Linked DNA regions of Homo sapiens: region 2 is linked to region 1. Evidence: chromatin contacts called from ENCODE Hi-C or POLR2A ChIA-PET data. All regions are on one chromosome and are shown on one strand. The core of a region is the stretch at or near the end of the contact, and the rest is flanking DNA. Distances in the headings are between cores, read along the strand shown.

Region 1 (7,308 bases), core at 2,813-5,312:
CCGTGCCCGGACTTTTGTTTTTGAGACGGCGTCTAGCTCTGTCGCCCAGGCTGGGGTACAGTGGCGCAATCTCGGCTCACTGCAACCTCCTCCTTCTAGGTTCAAGTGATTCTCCTGCCTCAGCCTCCCGAATAGCTACGATTACAGGCACTTGCCACCATGCCTGGCTAATTTTTGTATTTTTAGTAGAGATGGGGTTTCACCATGTTGGCCAGCTGGTCTCAAACTCCTGACCTCATGATCTGCCCACCTCAGCCTCCCAAAGTACTGGGATTACAGGCGTGAGCCACCACGCCCAGCCTGCTCTTTTGAGCATCTTTTGGGGTGTCTGGGGGACACTAAGGCTAACCCCACTCGGTATAAATAGTCCTCCTTGCTGGCATGGTGGCACACACCTGGAGTGCCAGCTACTCGGGGGGCTAATGGGAGAGGACTGCTTGAACCCAGGAGTTCAAGGCTGCAGTGTGCTATGATTGTGCCTGTGAATAGACATTGTACCCCAGCCTGGGCAGCATAGTGAGAACTTGTCTCAAAAATAAATAAACAAGGCTGGGCGCAGTGGCTCATGCCTATAATCCCAGAACTTTGGGAGGCTGAGGCGGGGGGATCACGAGGTCCAGAGATCGAGACCATCCTAGCTAACACAGTGAAACTCCATCTCTACTAAAAATACAAAAAAACTAGCTGGGCGTGGTGGTGGGCGCCTGTAGTCCCAGCTACTCGGGAGGCTGAGGCAGGAGAATGGCATGAACCTGGGAGGCGGAGCTTACAGTGAGCTGAGATCGTGCCACCGCACTCCAGCCTGGGCGACAGAGCGAGACTCCATCTCCAAAAAAATAAATATAAATAAATAAATAAATAAGCAAATAGTCCTGGCTTTGCATGTTCCAATATGCATGAATTTCAGTTACTGTGGTTTAGCTAAACAACACCAGTCACCCAATACCACAATTCAAGTACAATGGTATATTAAATATGAGTAATTACATAAAATACATTCTTTAGCCTACAAATCACTATGTAAATAACAGATACACAACATGTTCAGCAACCAATCACGCACTTCTTTCCCAGACTTTAGGTGACTGGTCACTGCATCAGTTACTCAGTTCACAGACAGTAAAGCATGTACTTGTATTGCCTCTTTATCTTTCAGTGATAAAGCACACGTGGCATAACTGGATAAATGAAAGAGGGAATTGAGCAACAAAAATGAAAATGCTGATAATGCTGGAAGTGAAATTCAAATTGAGTGTCAGTGGAGTTATAGGAGAAATAGATGACTGTGGGAATATTGACACTGCTGCCACTGGAGAGACTCTAGACATACAGCCAGAGGAACTGCAGGAAGATGAACTTACCAACATGAACAAGAAATGGAGCTGTGACAAAAAGGTTGAAGATGTCCCAGAAGAAGTGATGCCAGCAAAAACTTTCACATTAAAGGAGTTCTTGGAGGTATTTCATAACATTGAAAGCACAAAGGATAAAATATCAGAAGTAGATAAAAACTTAGAAAGAAATATGGCAATTTGCCAAGGCATAGAAAAGATATTTCATACGACAAGAAGGTGGCAAATAGTGCTCAAACTACTCTTGGCAATTTTTTTTTTTTTTTTTTTTTTTTTTTTTTTTTTGAGACAGAGTCTTGCTCTGTCGCCCAGGCTGGAGTGTAGTGGCAGGATCTCGGCTCACTGCAAGCTCCTCCTCCCGGGTTCATGCCATTCTCCTGCCTCAGCCTCCGGAGTAGCTGGGACTACAGGCGCCCGCCACCATGCCCGGCTAATTTTTTTGTATTTTTAGTAGAGACGGAGTTTCACCGTGTTAGCCAGGATGGTCTCAATCTCCTGACCTCATGATCCACCCGCCTCGGCCTCTCAAAGTGCTGGGATTACAGGCGTGAGCCACTGCGCCCAGCCTACTCTTGGCAATTTTTTTACAAGGAAATAAAAGAATTTAATTCTCAAGGTTTCTAATTTTTTATTAGAATTTTTTTTCTTTGTTTTTGAGACAGTCTCACTGTGTCGCCCAGGCTAGAGTGCAGTGGCACAATCTCAGATCACTGCAACGTCCACCTCCCAGGTTCAAGAAATTTGCCTGCCTCAGCCTCCTAATTAGCTGTGATTACAGGCGTGCGTCACCATGCTTGGCTAATTTTTTTTGTATTTTTAGTAGAGATGAGGTTTCACCACGTTGGCCAGGCTGGTCTCGAACTCCTGACTTCAAGTGCCTACCTCGGCCTCCCAAAGTGCTGGGATTACAGGTGTGAACCATCGCACCTGGCTGTAAATAAATATCAACTTCAGTATATATTTTTTCATTTCACTATACATTTATAACTGACAGGGTTTTTGATGGTTGATAATTTTTAAAGGTCATAAAACAATTCTAATTTTTCCCATTGATTAAGGTCATTGTGTATGACTTCAGCTTGCACATTTTCACAGTCTTGCATTACTGTGCACAGCGAGGACTGTCTGTACTGCAATCTCAGTCCCCAATCTGGAATTCATATTTAGTTCAGTAGTTAACTTCTTCCTTGCTTGCCACTGTGTGAAATGTTGATTATACATTGATTATACATTGTAAAATGTTGATTATACATTGGCCGGTGTGGTGGCTCATGCCTGTAATCCCAGCACTTTGGGAGGCCGAGGCAGGTGGATCACGAGGTCAGGAGATCCAGACCATCCTGGCTAACATGGTGAAACCCTGTCTGTACTAAAAAAAAAATACAAAAAATTAGCCGGGCATGGTGGCGGGCCCCTGTAGTCCCAGCTACTCGGGAGGCTGAGGCAGGAGAATGGCGTGAAGCCAGGAGGCGGAGCTTGCAGTGAGCCGAGATCGCGCCACTGCCTTCCAGCCTGGGGGTGACAGAGAGAGACTCAGTCTCAAAAAAAAAAAAAAAAAAAAAAAAAAAAAAAAAAGAAACCCCGTCTCTACTGAAAATACAAAAATTAGCAGGGCACAGTGGCAGATGCCTGTAATCCCAGCTACTCAGGAGGCTGAGGCAGGAGGATCGCTTGAACCTAGGAGGCTGAGGTTGCAGTGAGCCCATATTGCGCCATTGCACTCCAGCCTGGGCAACAAGAGCGAAACTCCGTCTCAAAATAAATAAATAAATAAATAAATAAATAAAAACAACCAAAAAAACCCCTATTTTTCTCTAGAGGTAAAGAACGGGGGCTTCAGACTCAGATTAAACTGGGTTTGAATACTGGTTCCGCCACTTACTGATATGTTCAACTGGGCAACTTCTTGCTTAACCTTTAAGTCTCAATTTCCTCACGTGTAATATGGTAATAACAATACCCACTACTGGAATGTTGAAAATGAGAATTGAAAATAATGTCTGTACGTTGCCTGGCACATCACAAACGCTCAGTTGATGGGATTTAGTCATCAGTATTCTGCTTTTAAAAAGGGGGCGTCTGGCTGGGCGCGGTGGCTCACGCCTGTAATCCCAGCACTTTGGGAGGCCGAGGCAGGCGAATCACCTGAGGTCAGGAGTTCGAGACCAGCCTGGTGAAACCCCATCTCTAGTAAGAATACAAAAAAGTTAGCCGGGCGTGCTGGCGGGCGCCTGTAATCCCAGCTACTCGGGAAGCTGAGGCAGGAGAATCGCTTGAACCCGGGAGGCGGAGGTTGCAGTGAGCCAAGATCGGACCATTGCACTCCAGTGTGGGCAACAAGAGCGAAATTCTGTCTCCAAAAAAAAAAAAAATCATAACTGCACAGACAACAACACTGGAACTAATTGGATGTTAAATCAACCCTAACTGGCCAGAAGAAACCAGACCATGGACGGTCAGATCCCTCCCATCCGCCCTCTCGCCCCTTTCACCTTTGCCCCCCTTCTCCTCTTCCGACACAGTCTCAAACCCAAAGTGCGTTTCCGCTGCCCGCTTCTCTTGGGACAAGAGCCGAGCACTTAGTAGGTCCCCGGGCCAAGAGCTACGAAGCCCGAGGAGCTGGCAGCCCCGCATCGCCCGCGACCACCCACGGCCGCAATAGCTCCATAGAGCACAGCTCCCGGGGGCCGCCATCTTGGTAGTCGAGTGACAACGGCCAGAGAGTACGCCTTGTTGCGTCACTCCACGAACGACGGCGGCTGGCCGGCAACATTATTAGCCGAACGCGCCCTGAAATCTGATACACAGTTGTGCCGGCATTATCTCTAGGATCCAAAGGGTGGTCTCTAAGTATCGGAAATCCCTTCCTCTCTCTCTTCTCAAATTGAATTTACAATTCACCAGGAATCAGGGGATCTCAGGGGAGCCCCGGGTCACCTCTTAGCGGCCATGTCTCTGAATCCGGCTAGGCAGAAAAGTACTAACTCGCAAGATATCCAGGAACTCTTGTTGTCTTGTGCAGAAGGGGGAAATTGAGGCATGGTGTGGTTAAAAAGCCAAGATCACGGGCCAATTCCTGCACACTTTGTTGAGCGTAAGAATCACTTGGTTTACGTTTTAAAATGAAGATTCCTGGGTCCCCAACTACCAGAGATTTTGATCTGACCTATATCCCTTTAATCTCTATTTAAACAAATTTCTCTGGCGATTCTGATGCTAAAGATGCAGACCATTCTTGAGAAACATATGTTACACTACTCTGAAAAATAAACATAGGACAGACTTCTTTGTTCTGTCCGTTTTATGAACCTAGGAAGCTCATAAATGGGAACGAAAGCTCTGGTATCCACTTAGCAAGCCAGAACCACCACTCACACTTGGTCTCCTGCTGACACAAAGCTACATTCCTAGCTCCAGGTGGCATGTCATGGGTGTTTTACTTCAGCCCCAGATTTTCAGTCTTTTTTTAATGGCAAGGGTAATGCAGACCGTCTTGTGCAAAATAAAGAACGGACGTTGTTGAGTTTTGCTTGGATTACTGTATGTTTCTGCTTTCATTCCATTTTAAATGTATGTTTCCTGTAAATATTTCACGAGGAGAAAGCGCCAATAGAAGAAACTGTTTTGAAATGAAAATTCTCTTCCTGGTTTAATATAGCCTGACAGATGGACACCTAACCGCTTTCGTTTGGGAAGTACTGCGCTGGGATTTCTGTTTCTTTCTCTTTTATTTTAAGAATGATAGAAGGTCCTCGTTGGTATAGTGATGAGAAAAAAAAAAGGAAGGATACAAGGGCGAAATGATTCATCCATGTATTCATAATTCTCATGTCTTTGTTAAAAGAAATTAAGTGGCTGGGTGCGGTGGCTCACGCCTGTAATCCCAACACTTTGGGAGCCCGAGGTGGGCGGATTGCATGAGGTCAGGAGTTCGAGACCAGCATGGCTAACATGGTGAAACCCCGTCTCTACTAAAATACAAAAATCAGCCAGGCATGGTGGTGCACACCTGTAGTCCCAGCTATTCAGGAGGTTGAAGCAGGAGAATCCCTTCAACCCAGGAGTCACTGGTTGCAGTGAGCTGAGATTGCACCACTGCACTCAAGCCTGGGTGACAGAGCCAGACTCCATCTCAAAAATAAATAAATAAATAAATAAATAAATAAATAAAGTCTCATCAAAGAATCTTATATCTTCCATATCTAGTTATATAAAAGAATGGATCTCAGGATTTAGGGCTGTTCCTTCTGCACATCAGATTAAGTATCCAGACCAACAGTATTTCACTGTTCTCTTATTTCATATGATATGTGGAGGAAAACCTGTAAAAAGTGAAGTAGGACAAGGACTGTTGGAAGGTATTTTTTTTTTGAGGTAGCGTCTTGCTCTGTTGCCCAGACTGGAGTGCAGTGGCATGACTTCGGCTCACTGCAACCTCTGTCTTCTGGGTTCAAGTGATCCTCCTGCCTCAGCTTCCCTAGTAGCTGGGATTACAGGCATGCGCCACCATGCCAGGCTAATTTTTGTATTTTTAGTAGAGATGGGGTTTCGCTATATTGGCCAGGCTGGTCTTGAACTCCTGACTTCAGGTAATCCACCTGCCTCAGCCTCCCAAAGTGCTGAGCCACCACTCCCGGCGCTAATTTTTGTATTTTTAGTAGAGATGGGGTTTCACCATTTTGGCTAGGCTGGTCTTATTTACTTATTTATTGATTCATTCTTTATTTTGAAATAGGATCTCACTTTGTCACCCAGGGTGGAGTGCAGTGGCACAATCATAGCTCACTTCTCACCCTCCCAGGCTCAAGCCATCCTCCCACCTCAACCTCCTGAGTAGCTGGGACTACAGGTGTGCACCACCACACTGGGCTGATTTTTGCATTTTTTGTTGAGACAGGGTTTTGCCATGTTGCCCTGAATGGTCTTGAACTCCTGGGCTTGGGCAATCTGCCTACCTCAATCTCCCAAAGTGCTGGGATTATAGGCGTGAGCAACCGCACCTGGCCCTGGTCATTTCCTTAATAGCATGTCTATGTGATCTTTTGAATCTCAAACTACTATGGTTGGAAGGGAATCATTTGTAATTTTCCAAAGTACAAATAGGTGTGGTATGATTCCCAAAGTCTTAGCGTCTATATCTGTAAACCATATGTTTTTGTTTTTTGTTTTTTAATTTTTAGTAGAGAATTGGTTTCACTATGTTCAGGCTGGTCTCAAACTCCTAACATCAAGTGATCTTCCTGCCTCAGCCTCCCAGAATGTTGGGATTGAGCTACCTTGCCTGGCCACATACATGATTTTCCTTTTTTTTTCTTTTTTTTTTTTTTTGAGACAGAGTCTCGCTCTGTCACCCAGGCTGGAGTGCAGTGGCCCAATCTCAGCTCACTGCAACCTCCGCCTCCCAGGTTCAAGCGATTGTCCTCCCTCAACCTCCCAAGTAGCTGGGACTACAGGTGTGCGCCACCACGCCCGGCTAATTGTTGTATTTTTAGGAGAGACGGGGTTTCACTGTATTGGTCAGGCTGGTCTCGAAATCCTGACCTCGTGATCTGCCCGCCTCGAACTCCCAAAAAGTGCTGGGATTACAGGCCTCCCAAAAAGTGCTGGGATTACAGGCCTCCCAAAAAGTGCTGGGATTACATTGCACCTGACCCACATACATTATTTTCTTTCTTCTTTTTTTTTTTGAGATGGAGTCTCGCTCTGTTGCCCAGGCTGGAATACAGTGGTGCAGTCTTGGCTCACTGCAACCTGTGCCTTCTGGGTTCAAGTGATTCTCCTGCCTCAGCCTCCTCAGTAGCTGAGATTACAGGTGCGCACCACCACGCCTGGCTAATTTTTTTGTATTTTTAGTAGAGACGGGGTTTCACTATGTTGGTCAGGCTGGTCTCGATCTCCTGACCTGTTGATCCACCCGGCTTGGCCTCCCAAAGTGCTGGGGTTACAGGTGTGAGCC
Region 2 (7,308 bases), core at 3,543-6,042, 260 kb before region 1:
ACAGTTGGCTGCAAGTCCCGCTCAGCAGCCAGACCACCTGGATTCAAATCCTAGCACTGCCATTCACTAGTTGTAGAACTTGGGCAAGTGGGCTCACCTCTCTGTGTCTCAGTTTCCTCACTTATAAAACAGGTAGTAGTAATACGACTACTAATAAAACCTGCCTCATATGGCCAGCTTGATTCAAGCAAACAATGCATGTAAAGTGCCCAGCACAGTGCCTGCACATAATAAGAGCTCAATAAATATTATGAGAAAAAGTTCTGTAAACACTGTAAAAAAGAAAAGTACCCCCTAGGCCAGAGTGCAGTGATGCGATCTCGGCTTACTGCAATCTCTGCCTCCCGGGTTCAAGCGATTCTCCTGCCTCAGCCTCCTGAGTAGCTGAGACTACAGGCACGCGCCACCACGCCCAGCTAATTTTTGTATTTTTAGTAGAGATTGGGTTTCACCACATTGGCCAGGCTGGTCTTGAACTCCTGACCTCAAAAGATGCACCCACTTCAGCCTCCCAAAGTGCTGGGATTACAGGTGTGAGCCACCATGCCCGGCAGATTTTGTTATTATTAATGAAGGCACTGAGACTAGGATGATCCCCGGAAAGGCTGCAATGAGGCTGGAAGTTTATTCAACATCTCTGGAGCGAGGTAAAGACGCAAGAGAAGCTTCAGAGTCAGATACTCCAAGCAGGATGACTAAATAGGAGAGGAGGGCTGCTCAGTGGCCCACCAATAACTCTGGCCTTCCATCAGCCTCTCCAGCCAAGGGTACACCCAGTCTCTTCAATGCATGACCATCACTAGGGAAGCTGGAAAAAAGGAATACTGAGATATTCCCTCAAAAGACCTTGAACCTATAGTGACAGGGCTTTGGGTTCCAGTAGGCTGAGCATTTCTCCATCAAGCTATGTCTGCCCAGGCAGCAGACAGCTTCACATATCAGAAAGTGTACCCGCTGAAGAATCAAACCCACCAAGGTTTGAATCCCAGCTCTGCCCCTTACTAGCACAAGCCCAGGAGAAGGTCTGGCACTGATGCAGAGCCCACCAGGAGGGCACTATCGCTGCATGGGTAAATGCCGCCTCTGCCACACGCCCAGCAGCTGGGTGCCCTGACTCTGCCCTAACACACAGAGGGACCACAGACAGGAAAGCCCAAAGTCCAGACTTTCCATGGAAACAGGGAGGCTCCATAGCTCCCAATGCCCCAGGCAACTCCTCTGCCCCCCTAGCACTACCCCCAAGGACAATGAGGCACTGTTTTCCAAAGGGTCAAGACTGCTGAGAAGCTGAAAGAAGACATGTCCAGATTCCAGCAGCAACTGGGCACTGCCAACAGCTGGCTGTTCCCCCTGCTAGAGGATGGGAAGGCAAAGCTACCCAGTCTTGCACTGGACACACCCTTTGCCATTTCCTGGGATGGGCCCCTAGGGCAGAGATTGTTAAAGGTAACTATCAATTACTCAGCAGGCCCCAAGGCTCATCCCCCTGGTTAGTCACCAGCACCTACCACCTTATGATGATTAAGATAACCGGATCTGGAATTGGATGAGCCTGGGTTCAAATCCCAGCACTACCACTAAACTTCCCTGAGCTCAGGTTTCCACATGTATAAAGTGGAGCGAAAACACCTCCCTTTCTGAAAGGTTGTGATACAGCTCGTAAAGTGCTGAGTACAGTGCCTGTCTCCCATGAAGCGCACATGATCATGATTAGACCACAGTTGTGGTCAAAGCCCCCACCAAGTACACTGAGAACATGAACAGAGGAAGAGCAAGCAATCGGGTTAGAAAACACAGTCAGAGTGCATCTCAGTGTTGTGGGAACTCTGTCCAGGAAACTCCGGCCAGAACTTGAACAGAGCGAACTCTGGGCCAAACCAGCATCTAAACAGTAATAAGAAAAGCCACCAAGCAGCCACCCCAAAGAACAAAGTGGAGAGAACACACAGGGAAGGGCAGAACACGCTGTGTTGATATTTTTCTGCTCAGAGAGCTATAAATTTGTAACTTATTAAGCAGCACATGGTGAGTCTGTCATTGGCAACTATGGGAAGGAGAAGAGTTCCCCATTTTTTATTAGACCAAAAAACAAAGTCACAGAGGAGGTGATGCACCCTCTGGCCTTGCTACCGGACACACCATAAACTCTCCCCTGTGTTAGGGACCAGGAGGCACACGGCTGAGAGCACGCTCAGGAGAAAAATAAAAACAAGAGGTCTGGGCTTTGTGTCCACCCTAAGGAAAACAGCTGAGCCACCCTAAGGAAAACAGCTGATGGCAGTGTGCTGAGCCGCCATCCAGACAGCTGACGGGGCCCCAGTGCAAAGGCAAATTCCTCTCCCCTCCTGCACACCCCATTCCTCCCACCCCAGGCTCCGGTCAGTCAGGCGTGGCTTGCCCCTTGGGAGCTCAGGCCAAGGAAGTCGGGCAGCCCGGATGTAAGCAACTGGGAGTCTATGGTAGAAAGCAGTAGAAGTTACAGGTGATCGCCATCACCCAGTGGCAACCCCTCCTTCAAGTGCCCTTGCCTCCTCCCCAGGAAAAAAAGTCTTCTCGGTATACAAGAGCCACAGATCTGGGAGCTAGGAATTGGGCTTCCAGTTATGGTTTTGTCATTTCATGGCTGTGCAGCCTTGGGCAAGAGAATCAGCCTCTCTTCGTCTCGGCTTTCTCAATCTGTAAAAAGGCAGGTGGTCATGACAGCATTGGCTTTAAGGTGGAATCTGATAAAAGGGTTGTTGTGAGGATATCACAAATCGAGGTAGAGGGAAGTACTCCACAAACAGCAATTTAAATCCCTACAATCCCCTCTCCCGTATACAGTACTCTCTTTCCTTTCAGAACTCAGTTTCCTGGCCCTAAATGGAAGACTGTCAGAAGACAGGAATTCCAGATTTCGATGGCGAGCTCTACAAAGACTTTCTCAGTCCTTGAAACAGCACGGGGACTGCCGAGAAGCAACAGAACTGCACCAGCACTTTAGAAACTGTAACTTTGCTCCCAGTTCCCACTGGGAAAGCACTCAGACTCTTAGATCCTGGTTCAAAGAACATCCCCCAGCCTCCTTCCAGCTGAGCTATTTTTATGTGAAAAAAAAAAATACCTGCCTGGAAGCCATGCCAACCTTGAGCACACTGGAAAAATGGGTGCCAAGCCTGACCCAAAGGCAGAACCACGCTTGGCAGCCATCTCACTCTGCAAAACAGGCAGGACCCTACACCAACCCCAGCTCCAGGATCTCAGGGGCACCCTGATCCCAAAAGGAAGCTGGAGGGAAGCAGTCAAGTCCAGCACCTACAAATAGCCAGTCTTAACTTAGTGCCCGGCGCTGCTTGGTAGAGGTCCATCAGTCCTGTCTGCTGAATCTACTCCTCAGAGCCTGGGACAGAGGAAGCATCAGTGGTCACACAAGCCACCCACAGTCCAGAGAGGAAAGACAAGGCTCCTGCAGAGAAGAAACGTTGCCCCCCTCCTCACCTCCCAAGCTCAGGGCCCTCCAGCTACAGGCGTGAAGGGGAGGGAGAGACAGCGAATCCTCCCACTCCTGCGTTCACGCCACCCAAGGCATTCCTAGAACCCTGGCACCAACCCCCTTGGGTTTAGAGTCGGCTTCCAGGAGATACTTTCTTTCCCCTAACACCAGATCAAGACTGGACTGAAAAGAGTAGCCTTGGGGCTCCAATAACAGGAAAACAGTAAAACTCTGTTCTGGGCATCCTGTCCTCTTTCACCTGCGTGGCTTCCAGCAGGGCCTGACGCAGAGAGGGTGGAGGGGACTCTGCTAGCCAGGACACGTTCAGGGATGGTCATACCTTGGGGCCCACCTTCCACCTCATTCCCCTGGCATTTCACCAGAATCTAGGGGTGGGGAGAGAATCAGGACTCCCAAATTACCGTTCTAGACTTAGATACCATGGTAGACGGACTGGTCTGTGAATTGAGGGGCTGGTCCACAGAGCGGGGAGGTCAGTGAGAGAAAATGAGTGATGGGTCCTTGAAACGGGGTGACCAGATTTGAAGTGGGGGGTCAGAAGAGCAGGCAGACTGGGAAACTTGTCTTTGAAATGGGGGTGTGGTCATCACACGCTCATCTCTAGCTTTTGCATCTGACTTGTGAAATGAAAGGGGTGGGCTCCGAGGGGTTATCCCTGAAGGGGGGTGCTAGTCTGTGAAGTGGGGGGCGGCCCTGGAGGGACGGGGAGCAGGTCGAGGAAATGAGGGAGCAGCCCATGAGATCGGGCAGCTGCTCCCCGAGTTGGGCGGTCGATCTGTGAGGTGGGGGTGGGGAGAGGTCTGCGAGGTGAGGGTCCCGTAGCTGACGAGGTGGTCTGCCGCAGGAAGTCTCGTCCCTGCAGCGGACGGGGTGGGTCCCTGAGGGGCGGGCTGGTCCCTGGGGCCCTTCTGGGAGATGGTGATGGGTCCCCGAGGTCGGGGGTCCAGAGGTGAAGCCGTCCCAGACGGGGGGTCGCTGCTGTGCGGTCGGTGCCGGGGCCGGCCTGGCCCGAGACTAAGGCCCGGTTAGGGATCCCAGCCCCGCGGAGCCCCGGCCGGCAGGGACAGGAGCTGAGGCCGGGGCCGCCGAGGGTGGGATCCCGCGGCCCCTGCCGCTCGCTGGCGCCCTCCTGGCCCCAAGCTGCGCGCCTCTCGCCTCCTCCTCCCTCGGCCTCCCGCTCACTCACCGAGGTCGTCCATGGCCGGACCACGGGCGCCGGCTCAGGGTCGCGCTAGCTGCCCGTCCCGGGGCCGCTCGTCTATGCCCCGCAACTTTTCCGCCGCGAGCCTCGGCCCGGAACGGAACGCGCCGCCGCCGCGCGCGCCCGCGCCCGCGCCCGCCGCGCGCCCCGCCCCCGGCCGCCCCCTGTGCACGCGCGCCCCGCCCCCGGACACCCCCGCGAGCTTGCTGGCCCCGCCCCCTGCGCACGCTGGTCCCGCCCCCGCCAAGAGCCCGGGCAGTGGGCGTCGCTGGGCGGGGCGGTGGCGCCCCCTCGCGGCTAAGCGGGCAGGTGGGCGGCTCCCAGGCCTCCAGCCACTCCCATCCATCTTTCTGTCCCTCTCAAAGTCACTTGCCTGACCCTGCGGATGACAAATCCGTCCACAGTCAGCCATGTGTCTGTGCATTCGTCAGCCACTGGGTCATCACATGCCTGTCCACTGGACAGTCAGTTTTGCCCACCTGTCCGTCTGTCACCTGTAGGTCACCACCCAGGAGGACCATAAATCAGTACCAGGCAAGGCCCGGAGCCCGTGGCTGACCTTTCCTGGGGTCGTCCTCTGGATCAATGGCAGTGCAGCTCGCAGTTCACCCTTTCTGGCCCAAACCCAATACCTGTGTGGTTCCATCTCTCTTAATATTACTTCCACACAGCCACCCTCCCTAGACACTTTTCCAAAACTGCATGGGGCAGAGGGGTCCCCAGATTAGACATTAAAGGGAAAACTACAGGAAAGTCACACCCAGTGCTCCCACACACTCGGAAATTGGGTAATAATAACAACTACCATTTATTGAGTGTCTGAATAGACAGACACTATATAGCTATTCTCTAAATTAATCCTCCTAGAGGTACTTCCCTACCCGTTGGGATGGGTGATGGCAGTTTGTGGATTTTATATAAAACTGCTCTGCAAGTACAGCTTCGAGTTCCCCTTGTCCCTCAAGAATCCAGGCCTTCTGGGTCAGATCAGGTCCTCCAGAAAGCAGATGAGATGCTGAGATAAAGCTAGGGGTAATGCCCGTGACAGAGAAGGGGAAATAAGCAGGGTTGGGCAAGGAGACTCAGATCTGACAAACAGGTCAACCCATCAGGGAATTCCAGGACAAAAAAAATGAGAAGTCTCCTTGGGCAGAAGTATCCGGGTTCCAATGCTCCCACCATGTTCAGTCATTTTATAAAGGCAGATCCAAGCAGCTTCTGTGGCTGCCACATTCTCCTATAATAAATTCAAGACCAAAGACTGTTCCTCAAACACTCTATTGCGTGGTTTTCCAGCATCTTGCACATACCTCTATTTTGTTTTAGTTTTTGTGTTTTTGTTTTTGTTTGAGATGGAGTCCCAATCTGTCGCCCAGGTTGGAGTGCAGTGGTGCAATCTCAGCTCACTGCAACCTCCGCCTCCCAGGTTCAAGTGATTCTCCTGCCTCCTGCTGGGATTACAGGCGCATACCACCATGCCTGGCTAATTTTTGTATTTTTAGTAGAGATGGGGTTTCACCATGTTGGCCAGGCTGGTCTTGAACTCCTGATCTCAGGTGATCTCCTGCCTCCTGGTGGGATTACAGGCGTGTACTACCATGCCTGGCTAATTTTTGTATTTTTAGTAGAGACAGGGTTTCACCATGTTGGCCAGGCTGGTCTTGAACTCCTGACTTCAGGTGATCCGCCCCCCTCAGCCTCCCAAAGTGCTGGGATTACAGGTGTGAGCCACCACGCCCAGCCTGTTTTTGTGTTTTTAAGACACAGTCTTGCTTTGTTGCGTAGGCTGGGATGATGAATAAGACTAACATGATGTCTACCTTCTTGAATCTAAAGGTGCACGCAAAAGAGCAAAGTGGTTAGCATGAAGGATGAGTAGCCTCGCCCCACTCCCAGCTGTGTGGAACAGCATGTGCAAAGGTCTGTAGACAAGACATTTAATACTGACCACAAGCCTAGGAGATGAGCATTGTTAGCCCCTTTTACAGCTGGAAGAGTTGAGAGTCAGAGGTTGAATTACTCCAGGTCATACAGCTAATAAGTAAGGAAACTGAGATTTGAACCTGGGGAGGCTTATGCCAAGGCCTGGTTATGAAACGGCTAAGTGAAACTGCTAACAACTTAGACCAACCCCAGGGCATACGCTTGTCCACTTCTCCAAAGGTCTAAAACCTTTCTTTTTCAAAGCTGTGTGGTCTGGAAATGCGAGGCACCCATTGAATGGGCAAGTTTCCCATTGCTATGCAGAGTTCTAAAGAGAACTGAAGCTTCAGAGTTGAGTGCTGGTGCACTCGAACACTCAGGTCCCTGCCAGGGATTTCCTCATGTAAATCATTCCTAAACCCCCATTTCCTCCCTGGCTTCCTTCTTCCCTTGGACTCTCACCCCACAGCAATTAAACTTGGTGTCTAGTTCAGGCTGCTACAACAAAATACTGTAGACCGAGTGACTTATAAACAACAGAAATTATTTTTTCACAGTTTTGGAGGCTGAAAGTTCAAGATCAGGGTGCCAGCACAGTCAGGTTCTGGTGAGGGCCCTCTTCTGGGTTGCAGACTGTTGACTTTTTGTACCCTCACACGGCTCAAAGAGGGTCCCTTTAATAAAGGCACTA

What was found. Hi-C counts contacts between places; a loop is a spot of excess contacts on that map. ChIA-PET counts read pairs that join two places held with the same protein, here RNA polymerase II (POLR2A). Pooled maps may share reads with other maps.
Region 2: a pooled map shows a loop between it and region 1 (2.4-fold over the local background). The contact joins the promoter of PXN here to the promoter of COQ5 in region 1. A Hi-C loop is called at or near these places in 4 of 50 pooled maps. POLR2A ChIA-PET finds 5 or more read pairs at or near these places in 3 of 52 experiments (PC-3, WTC11 and activated CD4-positive, alpha-beta T cell).

The regions. Positions count from the first base shown.
Region 1 is chr12:120,525,096-120,532,403 of GRCh38, forward strand. COQ5 (coenzyme Q5, methyltransferase) reads right to left here and starts at 4,063. Exons shown (of 7, transcript NM_032314.4): 1 at 3,845-4,063. The coding sequence starts at 4,046. RefSeq lists enhancers at 3,053-3,823, 3,824-4,593, 3,940-4,399.
Region 2 is chr12:120,260,938-120,268,245 of GRCh38, forward strand. PXN (paxillin) reads right to left here and starts at 4,793. Exons shown (of 15, transcript NM_001385981.1): 1 at 4,680-4,793. The coding sequence starts at 4,692. RefSeq lists silencers at 4,511-4,660, 4,821-5,100.